Regions from separate parts of the Homo sapiens genome. Here region 2 is linked to region 1. The links are chromatin loops, found by intact Hi-C in ENCODE. Cell type or tissue: transverse colon. All regions are shown on one strand.

Region 1 (4,000 bases):
ATGGCTTTGTAAAACAAAATAAATTCGTCTATAAATGTTAGCTATTCTTTTTGTGTCATCCTTTTCAAAATCTGCAGTGATTTCTGCTTACTATAAAATATGGTTGAGAATTCCTAGAAAGTGTTTGAAGGTCCTATTTTTGTTTGAGCTGAGTCAGTTCCTGGAGTGTTTTTGGCTTCCACAGCTTTGCTCATTGACTTTGCCCATTGTCCCTACCGACTTGATGCCATCTAATCACTCCTTGGTGCCTTCTAAATCCTACGTAATTTTTAAGACTTAAAATTGCAGTTTGGGCTGGGCATGGAGGCTTACACCTCTAATCCCAGCACTTTGGGAGGCCGAGGCAGGTGGATCACCTGAGGTTGGGAGTTTGAGACCAGCCTGACCAACATGGAGAAACCCCGTGTCTACTAAAAATACAATATTAGCTGGGCGTGGTGGTGCATGCCTGTAATCCCAGCTACTTGGGAGGCAGAGGCAAGAAAATTGCTTGAACCTGGGAGGCAGAGGTTGTGGTGAGCCGAGATTGTGCTATTGCACTCCAGCCTGGGCAACAAGAGCAAAACTCCGTCTCCGAAAACAAAAACAAAACAAAACAAAAATGGTCAGATAATTGAAATTTCAAATAGTTTAAAGATATTAAGCACTTCCTAGGAGAGTGAGTTTTCCTCAGCAGCATAGAGGTGTCTGTTGATGTTAATTATTTAGGAAGTCTTAAACATCCCACTAGACTCATTTTTTTAAAACCTGCTACTCTTGAGGATTTTGTTTGCTAAGTTAACATATTAAAAATACTAACGGGGCTTTCTTTTAGATACCTAATTTTATGCTGTTTTATGTAAATATTTGTAAATATAAAATATTTGTGAGCTCTATTCAGAAAACGTTTTCTTGACTGGGTGTGGTGGCTCACACCTGTAATCCCAGCACTTTGGGAGGCCAGGAGTTCAAGACCAGCCTGGCAAACATGGCGAAATCCTGTCTACTAAAAATATAAAAAAATTAGTTGGGTGTGGTAGTGCACACCTGTAGTTGTAGCTACTCGAGAGGCTGAGGCATGAAAATCCAAGAGGTTGGAGGCTGCAGTGAGCTGAGATCCAGCCACTGCACTCCAGCCTGGGCGACAGAGTGAGACTCTGTTTTAAACAAACAAACAAACAAACAAACAAAAACAAAAACATTTTCTTGGCTAGGTGTGACCATGCCTGTAATTGCAGCACTTTGGGAGGCCGAGGTGGGAGGATCGCTTGAGGCTAGGAGCTCCAGACCAGTCTGGGCAAATAACGAGACCTTGTCTCTGCTAAAAATTAAAAAAATAACCAGCCGAGTGTGGTGGTGTGTGCCTGTGGTCCCAGCTACTCAGGAGACTGAGACGGGAGGATTGCTTGAGCTCAGGAGGTTGAGACTGCAGTGAGCTGTGGTCATGCCACTGCACTTCAGCCTGGGTGACAGAGTGAGATCCGGTCTCAAGGAAAACCAAAAGATAAAAATAATTAAAAAAAAAAAAAAACCCAAATTTTCTTTAGTCTGTTTCTTTCCATGCAGCATGTAACATAGGATTTGATGCCTTATAAATATTTAATAAGTACTTGATTGGTTATCTGAATGGAAGGATTGCTCTGTCAACGTGTCCTGGGATGGGCAAGGTGTATGGTAGGCCCCACCTGTGTTTATGAGGTTTATGATACTGCTCTTGCTGTGACGTGGCAGTACAACAGCCTTATAGCACAATGACTGTTAACTAAGAAACTTATTTTCTGGCTTGTACATTTATCTGACATCTTCACATAAACAGGCAAAGTATTAAATCAGGGTTAGCTCTGCATCTAATGAACTGCCTTTATTCCTTATTAAATCAGGATCTTTTGTTTTCTCTTTATAGGTATAATGTCATTATTCTTTGGCTGCTTTCAAGATTTTTCTCTTGGTTTAGTTTATAGAGGCTTAATTATGACGTGTTTTGGCATGGATTTCTTTGGGTTTATTCTGTTGGGCTTTGGTTAGCTTCTTGAGTCTTAGGTTTATGTCTCGCCAAATTTCACAAGTTTTCAGCCACTATATTTGAGTACTTTTTCACCTCTATTCTCTTTTTCCTCTCCCTCCAGGACTGCAATGACATGAATGTAGATGTATGTTTGACTAAGCTCCACAGGTTTCTCCTGCTCTGTTCATTTGTTTTCTGTGTCGTTCATATGGGGCAATTTCTGTTGTTCTTTCTTCCAGTTCACTGTTTGTTTTCTCTCTCCCCTCCATGTTGCTCAGCCCATCCACTGTGGTTTTTATTTTCTTTATTGTATTTTTTTCAGTTACAAATTTTCCATTTATTTTTTCCTTATAGTTTTCTATCTTATTTTTACTGAGGCTTCCTATTTCTTTGCCAAGCCTATGTTTTCATTTATTTCAAACATGTTCATAATTGCTCACTGAAGCATTTTTGTCGTGGCTGCTTTAAAATCTTGGTCAGATAATTCTAATGTCTTTGTCATCTTAGTGTTGGCCTTTTCATTTAGTTTGAGATCTTCCTGATTCTTGGACTGATGTAATTTTTTATTGAAACCTGGACATTTTCAGATTATGTTGTGAGACTCTGGGTCTTATTTAACCCTTCTATTTTAACTGGCTTTTTTGACACCCCTCAGGGCAGGGAAAGAGGGAGGGGCCTCACCACCCTATTACTTACCGCCAGGTGTTAGAATTCCAGTTTCTCTCTCAACCTCCATTGACATCTGAGGTTGGGGGGAGGGGGAGGCTCCTTGTTACTACTGGATGTCAGGAGAGAGTTCAGGCTACCACCTGGTGAGGGTGGCCTTGTACTTAGTGGGCCATAATGAAAATCCTGACTTCGCTAGGCTTCCTCTGACACCACCCTGGTATAGGTGTTGGGGTGCTTCCTAAGTCTTGTGAGGGTGGAAATGTAGGCTCTTCACCTCAGCCTCTGCTGGGGTTAGGAAAGGTGTCCACAGTTTTTTCCGTGGGTTTGGCTGGAACAGGAAGGTTAGTGTTCAGAAATGTTTTCTGTCTGGCTAGGCTGCCCTTTTCCTAGTTCTTTGCTAGAGAGATCAGGTTTTAATTGGGGTTTTGGATTTTTGTTTTGTTGTTGTTGTTTTGATTGTCTGTACACATTGGCATTTCTGGGTGGCTGCTGTTTCACTTCCAAAGCTGGGGATTATGAGGCAAAAGGAAAATCCAGAAAAACTAAGGAACCTACCACCATGGCTTGCCTTGGGTCTTGAGCTCCCTAGATGATCATCACCTTTTGGAGTCTCAGGTTTGTTTTATATATAATATCCAGGGATTTTAGTTGTATAAGCAGGAGGAATAGGAAGTATGTCTATTCCATCTTCTTCACTTCTTTAAAAAACACGTTAGTCTGAATATCTTCAAATATCAGTAGTGCATAGAAAATGAATTATTTTTTACTTTTTCTTTTTTACCAACTCTTTCACAGTGTCTTATGCTGAGGTTTAGTTGCAATTACATGTAATGAAATTGAAAATTTTATTTTTTCTCTTAATCTTTATTGCAGATTCTGATGCTCACAGTACCACCTCAAGTGCCTCCCCAGCTCAATCTCCTTGTTACAGTAACCAGTCAGATGACGGCTCAGATACAGAGATGGCTTCTGGTTCTAACAGAACACCAGTTTTTTCCTTTTTAGATCTCACTTACTGGAAAAGGTAAAAGAAACAAAGTATCTCTCTAACCAGCAAACCATCTTAATTATGGGCAGTATTTTTCTACTTCCTTAGCAATTAAATGGCATTTGGCAAACAGTTGGTAACACACGATTGCAGTGGATTAAGCAGGAATTGAGCAGGGAAGTGGGATTTTTGTATGTTCTTCCTATTAAAATTTATTTAAAATAAAAATCACATCAAGGTACCTACATTGCCTATTGCTAGATAAGTGGAGTAGAAAGACAATATGCAGTGGAGAGAATCAGTAAAACTAAGAGTTGGTCCTTCAAAAAGACGTGACCAAAAATATACTAGAGATAAAG
Region 2 (4,000 bases), 200 kb before region 1:
AATACTTCTCTTCCCTGTCCTTGACTAGGTGTGACCTCCACTGCAAAACCATCTCTTAAGCAGGAGTAGTTACTCTGTCTTTTCTTATGATATCTCGAACAGAGTCCGTAGCAACACTGATCACATTTTTTTGGTAACTGCTGGTTTCTGTGTCTGTCTTTCCTACTAGACTGTGAACTCCCTAAAGGAAAGGATTATTTTTATCTTTGTCTTTTGAGTTACCAAGATCTAATGCAAAACATGGGACAAAATAAGTGTTTATGGAAGGAGGGAGAGAAGAGGGGAGGGAGGGAGGGAGACATTCTGAGAAATGTGTTGTTAGGTGATTTTATTGTGCAAACATCATAGAGTGTATATACACATACACAGACCTAGGTGATATAGCCTACTATACTTCTAAGTTATATGGTATAACGTATTGCTCCAGCCGTTGTCCTATAGGCAGTCCATTGTTGACCAGAGTGTGGTTATACAGTATATGATTGTATTTGCATAATGAGGGAGAGGCCATGGAAGTCATAGAACTACAAGATGTGGAAAAAGGAATTTTAAAATTCTAGCCAAACTGCCTGAAACGGTCTAGAGAAATATAAGAACATTTGCTGACTCAAACTGGGAAAGTTACACACTTGTCATTATAAGCCTGCTTTGGCTAAAGTAATCTGGTTACTAGTAGTAGTCTGATCATCAGTGACACCTCTAATTTTTAGTTGTTTTATTGTGGGATGGTGAGGGGGTATTGTTAGTAGATAGCAAAGTTAAGGGTTAATTAGAAATGTTTAATACCGTGATAAACAAATCTTGATTTATATTTCAGGTTTTCTGAGATTTCTTGTAGTTCCTGACAGTTTAACAATTCTGATGAAACTCAGGTTTTCTGAGAAAGTATCTTGTAGTTCCTGATATAAAACAGTACTGTATATCTTTTAAAAATGGAAAAATAATAGCATTTTGCAGTTCATGTTTCCCGATTAGATATATAGTTCTTACTTTTTTTGATTTGTTGGAAGAGCATTTAGGAAAAATTCTTACATCTGTTGTCTGTAGCATAGAAAGCCATTCTTCACTTTGAGTACAACTTTTGGCAAGCTTTTTCTGTAAATGTTTGAATGTGCGCTCAAGAAAGCTACAAACCCTTAAGGGAATATTTGGCAGCTGTTCAACAGCAGTTGAGCTATGATTTTGTGATTTAGGATGACAGGAACGCCTATCAATTAAATTAAATCTTTATGTTGACTTTGGTGGTCACTATGTTTCTGTATTGCCTACTTGATGGAAAAAGAATTACAAGCTGAAGTCCAGGCACTGTGGCTCACACTGTAATCCCAGCACTTTGGGAAGCTGAGGCGAGTGGATCACTTGAGACCAGAAGTTCAAGACCAGCCTGGCCAACATGGTGAAACCTCGTCTCTACTAAAAGTACAAAAAAAAAAAAAAAATAGCCGGGTATGCACGCCTATAATCGCACACACTTGTAATCCCAGCTACTTGGGAGGCTGAGGCAGGAGAATTGCTTGAACTCAGGAGGTGGAGGTTGCAGTAAGCTGACATCACACCACTGCATACCAGACTGGGCGACAGAGTGAGATTCCGTCTCCAAAAAGACAAAAAAAGAATTACAGACCAGATCAAGAGGTGAACTAAGCCTGGTGCTTTACCCCCAGCTGTTTTTGTTTGTTTTCTTGTTCATTCATTTATTCATTCAACCAATTGTTATATGCCATGCACTGTGCTAAACAAGTTTGAGTTTAGCCTGGAGCAAGAATAATTCAAATTATCCCTTCTACAATCTTTATTGACTACAATAAATGTGTCAAATGAAGTTTTTGGGTTTTTAGGGTTTTTTGTTGTTTTTGTTTGTTTGTTTTTTTGAGACAGTCTCACTCTGTCTTCTAGGCTGGAGTGCAGTGGTGCAGTCTTGGCTCACTGCAACCTCTGCCTCCCGGATTCATGCGATTCTCGTGCCTCAGCCTTCCAGGTAGCTGGGGCTACAGGTGTGTCCCACCACGCCCGGCTAATTTTTTGTATTTTTAGTAGAGGCAGGGTTTCGTCATGTTGCCCAGGCTGGTGGTCTTGAACTCCTGAGCTCAGGCAATCCACCCGTCTCAGCCTCCCGAAGTACTGGGATTATGGGTGTGAGCCACTACACCCAGCCAAATGAGTTTTTATTCATGCTATCAGCAGAGCAACTCATTAACTTGTTATGATGAAATCAGCCTTAATGTGAACGTAGAATTATTAAAAGATTCTGCCATAGCCTTTCCTTATACAGTTATTCCTAAGACTAGGAATAAGTGGCTTTTACCCCCTACCAAATCCAGGTATTCATAGGTTTTACCTAAGTCTATATCTCATTCTATCCAAATATACATAGTAATTTAATATGTAAAAGAATTGAGTAAATCTGCCTTAGTCCTTTCCACATCTCATATTCAATGATATGAAATATGAAGACATTTTCACTGGTGCACTAATGCTGAGCTTCACAGTTTTTTCTTTTTACCCATGTTATCAGTCACCACCTGTTATGGCCCCAAATGGTATATTATTCCATTGCAGTTCCCTTGAATGTTTAAAGTTATTGAAATGAAGTACTAGCCCTTGAGTAGCTGGCAATGTAGAGATCAAACAGAATTATACAATACTAGTAATGTGTATGTTTATATAATGTACATATGTTTACAGTGGTGCAAGACTTTAATTGCTTCTCCACAATAAATACTTTTTAGAGGAGTAACATTTTATGGCATGCAAAAGATGAAGAGAACACTATTTTTTATGGAAAGGTAAAGGAAGACCTCTCTAAGGTAGTATTTATGTAGAGACTTAAGGGAAGTAAGGAAGTATTTTGATTATCTATCGCTGCATGACAATCCATCCGCCTACCAGTTAATGGCTTAAAATAGGGCTTGGCAATTTTTTTCATGAAGAACCAAATAATAAGTAGTTGAGGTATTGTGGGCATACAGTTTCTGCCACAGTCACCCAGCTCTGCTGTTGTAGTGTGAAGGCATCCATAGACAGTGCATAAGTGGATGGTTGTGACTGAATCCCAGTGAAACTATTTACAGATCAGGTGGCAGATTGTATTTGACCTAAGGGTTTTTCTTACTCCATTCCTCCTGCTAAAATAAAATACTTCAGACTGAGTAACTTACAAGGAATAAGAATTTATTTCTCACAGTTCTAGAGGTTGAAAGTACAAGATCAAGGTGTCTGTAGGTTTAGGGTCTAATGATGGCCTAGTCTCTGCTTCTAAGATGGTACTTTGTTATTGTGTACTCCAGAGAGGACAAATGTTGTATCCTCACATGGCAGAAAGCACTAGGGTGCTGCTCCCTTCAACCTTTTATAAGAAGGACGAATCCTTTCATGAGGGCAGAGCCTGCATGACTTAATCACTTCCCAAAAGTCCCCACCTTTTAATACCGTCACCCTGAAGTGATGTTCCAGCATATGAATTTTGGAGGCACACATATATTTAAACCCATAGCAGGGCTGTTGTTTGCTGACCCTTGATTTAAAGCAACAAAATCATTACTTAGCCTACATATCTGCAATGTAGGTAGCTTTTGGTTGGCTGCGCCTGTATTCTACTTGGTGTTAGTTTGGAAGGTTTGAAGTCTGAGGACTGAAATCATCTGAAAGCTCACCCACTCACAGGCCTGTCTCCTGGACCAGGCATATAGCTAGGGCTCCTTCTGTCTCTGTGTGGTCTTTCATTTGGTCTCACCAGTCAGGCAGCTTCAGGCTAGCTAAACTTTTTATATGTTGCCTCAGGGCTCCCAGAGTGTGTTACCAGGTTACCAGAGAGAGAGAGAGAGAGAGAGAGAGGAGATGGAAGCTGTATTGCCTTTTTTAGCCTCTGCTCAAAAGTCACTCTGTCACTTGTCACTGCTGTTGCATTTTACTTGACTAGGCCAGGGGTGGGCATACATGGCCCCCAGGCCAAATCTGTCCAGCTGACTGTTTTTATAAATAAAATTGTGTTGGAACAAAA

The links. Peaks named below come from ENCODE experiments on the same cell type or tissue, not always from the same donor. Only the 100,000 strongest peaks of a DNase experiment are listed, where the experiment ranks them.
Region 2: a loop joins it to region 1, with 14 times the contacts of the local background. A loop is called at or near these places in 1 of 110 quality-filtered maps.

The regions. Positions count from the first base shown.
Region 1 is chr12:31,287,311-31,291,310 of GRCh38, reverse strand. SINHCAF (SIN3-HDAC complex associated factor) reads left to right here. Exons shown (of 6, transcript NM_001135812.2): 5 at 3,527-3,677. Among named protein-coding and RNA genes, the nearest start is that of FLJ13224, 35 kb to the left of the region's middle. In transverse colon, no CTCF peak of the experiment used is centred here; a DNase peak (open chromatin) is centred at 1,670; H3K27ac peaks cover 468 bases.
Region 2 is chr12:31,485,571-31,489,570 of GRCh38, reverse strand. All of the region lies in intron 2 of DENND5B (DENN domain containing 5B), which reads left to right. Among named protein-coding and RNA genes, the nearest start is that of DENND5B-AS1, 100 kb to the left of the region's middle. In transverse colon, no CTCF peak of the experiment used is centred here; no DNase peak of the experiment used is centred here.